Regions from separate parts of the Homo sapiens genome. Here region 2 is linked to region 1. A link is an interaction called in ENCODE POLR2A ChIA-PET data of the cell type or tissue named here. Cell type or tissue: PC-9. All regions are shown on one strand.

Evidence for each region. ChIA-PET counts read pairs that join two places held together with the same protein. Peaks named below come from ENCODE experiments on the same cell type or tissue, not always from the same donor. Only the 100,000 strongest peaks of a DNase experiment are listed, where the experiment ranks them.
Region 2: POLR2A ChIA-PET joins it to region 1 with 6 read pairs; 1 of 35 experiments calls an interaction of 5 or more read pairs at or near these places.

Annotation. Positions count from the first base shown.
Region 1 is chr15:51,840,974-51,844,973 of GRCh38, forward strand. The region is part of intron 1 of TMOD3 (tropomodulin 3); the gene reads left to right. Among named protein-coding and RNA genes, the nearest start is that of TMOD3, 13 kb to the left of the region's middle. In PC-9, no CTCF peak of the experiment used is centred here; a DNase peak (open chromatin) is centred at 2,058; H3K27ac peaks cover 2,720 bases.
Region 2 is chr15:52,286,810-52,290,809 of GRCh38, forward strand. All of the region lies in intron 1 of MYO5C (myosin VC), which reads right to left. Among named protein-coding and RNA genes, the nearest start is that of MYO5C, 7.0 kb to the right of the region's middle. RefSeq lists an enhancer at 1-52. In PC-9, no CTCF peak of the experiment used is centred here; a DNase peak (open chromatin) is centred at 1,742; H3K4me3 peaks cover 580 bases; H3K27ac peaks cover 2,934 bases.

The DNA of each region.
Region 1 (4,000 bases):
TTTTTAGAGGAAGTGTGATATTGTGTAAAACGTATGGCTTTTAGGGTCAGGTTCAAATCTCACATCCACTACTGAAAAGTACATATCCTTGAGCAGGCTCTTAGCCTTTCTGAGCTTCAGTTTCTTCATCTGTAAATTGGAGATAGAACTATTTTGCAAGGTTATTATGAGGAGATGTGTATGATAAAGTGCCTGGCATATAACAGGTATACAAACAAAAATTGATTCCTTTCTTTTTCACTTCATTATAATATGATATGGGACATGATCCCTTTATTCTGAGAGACTAAAGTAAAAAATGAAAGAAATGTTTTCCTATGATGTAATTAAGATATAACCAGTTTTATTCTATCACTAAAGGTAATAATTGATAGTTGTTGTCATAAGTGTTAATTTCAGATATATTATCCTGAACTCCTGTTTTGGGTCCTTCTAAGCTCTCAGCAACCTCCTCTCTTTTCCTGCATTATTTTCTTTTACTTGTATGTGGCTCCCTTGATTTCCCTCATTTGATATTAAAGGAAAAATGTCCTTTAGCCCCCTTCTAAAGAACCTATCCCAAAGCAGACCTTATGTCCTGGAGACTGTGAACCAAGCTTCTTGGCCAATAGCAATGATTTCTAAGACTTCCCTTCTTTCATCAGTTCTGCTTTCTTCAGTTATCACCAGTCTTAAGTATTAATTTGTTTTTCTTTCTGCCTCCACCCACTCCCATTTCTTCTTTCTCTGAAACTATCCCCAATTGCCACTAGCTGTATGGTTCTCATTATTTCAGTAGTTTTTTATGGTTTGGAGTTTTTTTAATTATTATTTTGAGATGGAGTCTCATTCTGTCACACAGGCTGGAGTGCGGTGGCACGATCTTGGCTCACTGCAACCTCCGCTTCCTGTGTTCAAGCGATTCTCCTACCCCAGCTTCCTGAGTTGCTGGGATTACAGGCATGGGCCACCACGCCTGGCTAATTTTTTTTTATGTACTTGTAGTAGAGATGGGGTTTCACCATGTTGGCCAGGCTGGTCTCAAACTCCTGACCTCAAGTGATCCACCCACCTTGGCCTCCCAAAGTGCTGGGATTACAGGCGTGAGCCACTGTGCCTGGCCTGGTTTGACTTTTTATTATATGTTTGTGTGTATTTTTCAAAGGCTATATTGTGGTAGTTCTTATCATTTATAGTGAACTCTCCTGTCTTAACATCATGAGGCATTTCTGCTTCTGTGCCAGAGGTTTTGTGCCTGCTATCTTGAAACTGCCAATTAAAACCTAGTGAATACCCCTCTCCCCTTACTTTACTGGACTGCATGCTGCTTCTCCATAGGCGAATACCCTAGCTCATGTCACCAGATTACTTTTTTAAAAAACAATTTTATCAAGGCATAATTTATATACCGTCAACTTTACGTATACAGCTTGATGATACCAAATTACTTTTCCTAGCAAGCCCTCTTCAGTGCTGTCTGTGGTGTGTAAGTCATCTTGCCCTTTCTCTTTGTGTTCCAAAAATTGCTTATGGTGGGTTGTGTGGATGTTGATTGTGGCTGCTGTGTGGTTACTTACAAGTGCCCTGTCTGTTGGTTATTTTTCAGCTATTCATTCTGAATATCATAGTACTTCATTAGGCATGAGGTTTTCTACATTTAGGGCCTAAGGTCAAGGTAGTGGGGCAGTGTCATTTTCTTGAAGAATTGACTCTCTTTTGCCCTACTATTGACTGAGTTCGTGCTTTTATCCCACCTCATGAGAATTATACCCTAACTCCAGGAGTTACCAAATCTCTTTTTGAGTGGTATTACATTCCCCACCTCCCTCATGAAGTACAAAATACATTATGCAAATTTTAGGCCTTGTGCCTCTTGAAAAACCTATTGTAACTACTACTCCCTTTCAATCTGAAAATTAATCATGATAATAAAGCTTGATGTATCTCCAGGCCCCTGACGTTGATTAGAGTAATACCAGTGGTATCTCTAAGTCAGAAGTGTGCTGTGTCTCTGAAGGTGCATATAAATGCCTTCACCATGTAAGAGTGAGGCATGGTCCATTGAGGAGCATTCATTCTTACCAGCTGGGGCACCGTACTCATGACTCAGTGGTGAGCAATGGGGCTAGATGGTATGCCATACCTGGAGCACTGCTGATCTTGAGAGGAGGAAAAAGAGTAGTCAGAGTTGGAAGAGCTAGAAAGGCTTTGGAGAGGACAGACTTCAGCTAGTCTTTGAATTGTGCAGCGTGTGGATAAGATAGAGAGGTGAAATTCGGGCCTGGGGTAAAAAGGATTGTTTAAGAAGAGTGACATCATTGTGGGAAACAAATGAGGCGGCCAGCTGAAGATGAACTTTGGATATCTGTGAGGCCCTGAGGAATCTAGCCTGATTAAAGCAGAGGATTCCTAGTGATTCTTAGAGCAAGTAGGAAGGGGAGTTTTATCAAAATCACCCGAGAAACTGTCAAACTACAAACACCTAACAAGAAACATTTCTAAGTAAAGGAGTAAAATGTTAAAAGCAGTGTTTTAGGTGACTGTAGGCAAGATACAGATGTTAGAGCAGGAAAACAGGAGCTTAGAGTCAGTTTGCTTGTCTAGAGCCTGGTCTGACAGAGGGCTTAGTAAAGCAGTATTTTTTACTTCCTCTTTTTATGAGGTTCCAGAAGTTTCTCTAGGTCTTAGAACCTTTCCTGGGAAGGGGCAGGGCTCAGAGACATAGGGCTTTGAAGAGCCTGCATAGGACTTTAGAAAGTTGTTTCTCTTGATGTTTCCTTAGGGAAAAGGTTTTGAGAAAACATACCCCAAAACTGCCCTCAATCCCAGTTTCAGGATTTCAATTAAATAGGGCCTTTGGTCCAAAGCTGTGGAACTTGGGAGAATATATAATTACATATTTCTTAAAATGAGCTTTGCTATTGGTTTCGCAGATTGCTAGTTTTTTTTTTTTAATAGCATTCTGAAATTCTAATATGACTGTATGATGGCCGATGGTTCTTATTTTGTTTTTTCTACCAAAGCACTTCTTGCTGTTACCTGAGTGTGGCATGCATAATTCTAAAGTCAGGGATAATATTTGTTATTTTTTCATATGCAGCATCAAACTGCAACAAATGATTGAATTGTCCTTTAAATTAAAAAAAATCAATAAATGCACATGGTACAAAACTCCTGGGGTCCTCCTGGATATATAGCAAACACTGAGTGAACCCTCTCCCTTGTATTCTCAGCTAACTAGTTTATCTCTGGTTCTTGTGGATCCTTCCAGAGTTATTCTCAAGCACTTATTTTTAAAAGTTGATTGTTTAGATTTGGAAGGACCTTGGAGGTCTTTTGTTAACCAGTAGACTTTCTTGAGGTACTAGAAAAAAGTGGGTCACAGTTGAGGAATAGATGTAAATGAATGATGGGGGGAGGAAAACCCTCCGAAACTCCTTAAAATATCACCTTCTGCGGTTAAAGCCTTTATGAAACCTGTTTCCCAAAGGCCTCTTTCCTAAATTCCAAGTCAATTTTTCTAACCTATTTTTTCTTATTCTGAAGTCTTTTTTCTAATATCTTTCAGTACTGTTCTCCTCTTGAGAGTCTTGGTTATAAAATTTAATTAAAGAGAGGCAGTAGTTAAATACTGTTAAATTTATTTTAATAAGAGGAAAGGAAATAAAGACCAAGGCAGAAATGAATGTGCTACTTTAGTATTCTTACTACATTGACAGAATTTATATTTAATTTTGTGATTGAATCTTTTTTGCATTAATTCCTATGATTTATGATTTGTAGGGAATTCATGTTTTCATGGAAACATGTCTAACTTTATTATGGAAATCAATGTGAAAATAGAAAATTAGCTGTATAAGTTTGCTTTATTTGGTGAGTTTTCAGGAAAGCATTTATTAATACGGTCATACTACTGTTAACTTTTTTTTCCCCTCTACTACTTAACAACATTGGCTCATGCTTGACTTCATTATTTACTTTGTTCATTTTTTAAGTCTATCTGGTTCTTGTTTTTCAAGTC
Region 2 (4,000 bases), 450 kb after region 1:
CCGCAGGGTCCTCTGCCTAGGAAAACCAGAGACCTCTGTTCACTTGTTTATCTGCTGACCTTCCCTCCACTATTGTCCTGTGACCCTGCCAAATCCCCCTCTGCGAGAAACACCCAAGAATGATCAATAAAAAAAAAAAAGAAAAAAGAAAAAAAAAAAAGAAAAACTAACAAACAAACAAACAAACAAACAAAGTTCACAGTTACAAGTACTAGACTAGGACAATGCTGGATGAGGAACCTATCTATTAGTTAATATAAATCGCCTTACTTAATCAATAAAACAGAAAAGTCACTGGATGGATATCAATCATGACTACCCCTAAATCATTTGAGTTGCTTTAATCCTTAACAGCTAGCAAAAAGCAGAAGCTTGCCGAAACGTGACATGGATGTGTAAGTTTTGAGAGAACGAGAATGGAAGAATGACCTGGCAGGCAGTGACACACACTCTTGTGCAGATAGGACGATGGAGGCCTCATAAAGAAACACACAGACACGCCTGTCTCAGGCACACACACCCACACCCATCCTTGTTGCCACGGGCTACACAGCTCCTACCCCAGGTCTGCTATTGAAAATATTTATTACTAACGTCATGAAGCTTACTTCATTAAAATGGATTAGGAATGGGATCCTCATAAGAGACACCTGAGAGTTGGATGTATTTTCTACAATATGTACCTATTACTTTCATAATCAGAACAATGAATGTTAATCTTTAAAGGCAAATATCAAAATATATGCCCCCCAAAAGAATTGTACATGAATTACCAAATTTATCAAGAATTGGCCACTACAGAGTCTCAGAACTGATTATCTACTCCAAGTTGTTTGTCAAACTCCTTTTTAGAGCTGCAGAAAGCCTACTTCAAAAGGAAGTTCTGGCCAGGCGCGGTGGCTCACGTGTGTAATCCCAGCACTTTGGGAGGCCGAGGTGGGTGGATCACCTGAGATTGGGAGATTGAGAATAGCCTGACCAACATGGAGAAACCCCGTCTCTACTAAAAATACAAAAGTAGCTGGGCGTGGTGGCGCATGCCTCTAACCCCAGCTACTTGGGAGGCTGAGGCAGGAGAATCGCTTGAACCCGAGAGGCGGAGGTTTCTGTGAGGCAAGATCTTGCCATTGCACTGCAGCCTGGGTGACATGCGTGAAACTCCGTCTCAAAAAAAAAAAAAAATTAAGTTGTAACAGCTGGCTAAGCGAAGCTGGTGAAAGTGGAGGTGTTCTGATGGGAGCTGGAGCTGAGAGCCCTGGGGGCCTTCCAAGGAAGCCTGGGCTCTGAGAAGTAATGTGAAAGTCACTAGGCCAATCAATCCTTTTGTTTAACAGAGCCCCTAACTGAAGCCCAGAGAGAAATAACTCACCAAACAGCAGACAGAGTCTCAAAGGACCAGGACTCCAGCAGAGCTAGGGCCTGTGACTCCTAGTTTGAACTCCGTATTAGTTAAGCGAATCTGGCCCTGAAAGTAATCCTGAACTCTGAACTGCAACCATCTACTTGAGAGTCCATGTGCTCTCCTAACTATAATTTAGGATTGGTTTCAGCTAAAAGTGGTATTAAATGGCAGGCAGTATTAGGACATACGTAACCACTGACGGCTTCTCTTCTGAAGACCAGTGACTCCTCAGCCCAGTACCCCAGGCCGCCCACACCCTGCGATCCTGGTGCTTCTGCTGGCATTGAGTGCCCTGCAGCTGAAACCCAGCCTGGTAAGTAAACAACGGTGAGTTTACTCAGCTCCGGGTAAGTTCCACCCATTCATTCCTGTCCCCTCCTCCCTCACATTCCTCTACCCACAAAGCAATGCTTCAAACTGGAGGAAGAGTTAACTTTACAGCATTCATCCAAACAGATGCAGTCCGCAGTTCATGCAAACAATGTAACCAGCTGTCAACTGACCTCCAGAATATGGGGCCTTCCCATGAGGCAGGAGTCTGTGGACTGGGATGGAACAGCTCGCCAAGCCCTTCAGCGGAGCCAGGAAAGAGAGGGCCACCTCCCAACTTCCCTGAGTGCCCTCCCCATGCCAAGGCGCCAAGCTGAGGCAGAGGCTCGGGACCACTGAACCTTATGAGCTCAAGACCATGCCAGCCACCCCCCCAAGGCACACAGGTGAGATGAGAACAGCATCTTCTCACGCCGCCTGCTTTTCTGAGGGATCTTCTGGCATGAGCCACAGAAATGACTTGAAGACTTATATGGAAGATGGGACAAGATGGGACGACATGTGTTTCCCTCCTAGAACCGCTTTCTGGACTGGGAGTGTCCACACTCCAGGTCAGCCAGGCCAGATTGTCACACCATGCCCCTCTCTTCCTCCTCCTCTTCATTCGCTCCTCATGGGCCCCTCCCCTGGCTCCCCTGCCCCTCCCACTGCCCCCCATGTCCGTGTCTCCCAAGGTCCTTCCCAGCCTCTTCTCATGATAGGCTGTTTCTGGAGAGTTCCACCCAATTCCACAGCTTCTGCAACTGCCTGGCACCTGTGCATCTGAGACCTCCCACCCAGATCGTGCACTGGAGCTCTACACCACATTTCCAATTGCCTCCAAGATGTCAGCCCCTAAATGTCCTCATAGACTCATAAATTCCAAACTCCAGTGATGCCGACGCTCCTCCTTCCTAGCTCTCTTGCCCCTCATGTCAGAAGCCTGGGACAGTGCTGGGCACCCCTCTGTGTCTCCACCCCAACAGCCCAACAGTCACCAGGTGCTAGAAAAGACTGCCTTTTAAAAGCCCTCTCCTGTCCGCCCCTGCCTACCAGCCCCCTTGCCATGGCCATAAGTCAGCCCCCAACCCTACCCCCACCAATCCTCTCTTGACTGGTGCAGCAGCCCCCGGAGGCTTCCTCAGCCAGGCTGAGCACGAGGTTTCTTTGGGCAGACAGACTCTCTCATCCGTACTTGATTGGAATTCCTGTGGGTGGGGCCCGGCAAGAGAAAAGCTTTGAAAATCAACCCCCACATGGGTTTTGAGGAAGAGCCAGGCCTGGGCAACCAGCATTCTGGCCAATTTCCTGCTCAGGCCTCACCCTCTTTTCAATCCACCCTCTGCCTGTGGCCACCCAAAACCACTAGCACTTTCTGGAACATGGCAGGCCTTCTTTGGCTTTCTGCTGTGTACTTCTGTTCCTTCCACCCTAGCCCCACCCATCCTCTCCCCATCCAAGAGCAAACAGCTCTGAACAGTCTGGAGTAGCTGGAGACACTCCTCATCTTGGCACTCTCCTTGCCACTTGCCATCTAGCAGAGCTGGATGCTTCCCTTGAGCGCTCTCTGCTCCTCCCCCAGGTATCTAGGCTGCCTCCCATCTCCCCCACTGGCATTTGAACTTTAAGAGCCTGGTCTTTGTGCTTGGAATCCAATGCAAAGGCTTCCCATAACTAGCACTCCATAAACAACTTTTGAACAAAAATTCAAATTCCCAGTGGTTCAGTTGCACCAATTAAAGACTAAGTATTTCAGTCTTTTCATCCCTTTTTTTCTCTTTGAACTACCCATACATAATACAATGGATACATTTAATTTTCCAGAGTTGTTAATGGTATATAGAAGTCTAAAAACTATTTAGAATTAGCCAAATTAAAAAAAAAATCGTTACGCTGAACTTTGACCTCATTTTAGACAGGGGCCCTGGACTGCTAGTCAAGACACTTCTTTTGACCTTGCACATCTGAGTTTCAGCAGAACTTTGAAGATATTTGTGAGTTCCTCTTGCACAAGTGAAAGAAACAGATGGTGGAATGACTGTAGTGAACCTGTCACTACACAGTCATAACCTGAGTTCTAATTAATGAGCAAGAGCAACCTTTAGGAAAAAAAAAAAAAAAAGGTCTCCAGAGGCATGCCACAGAGCTCTACCGCCTCCCCTTTCATTCAACACTTTCACCAGTATCGTAGATGAAAAAACAAAACACATGTATCAAACAAGCAGATGAAATGATTGATTAGCTAAAGATGATCAAGATTCAAAAGGTTTTTACAAGCTACAGAAACGC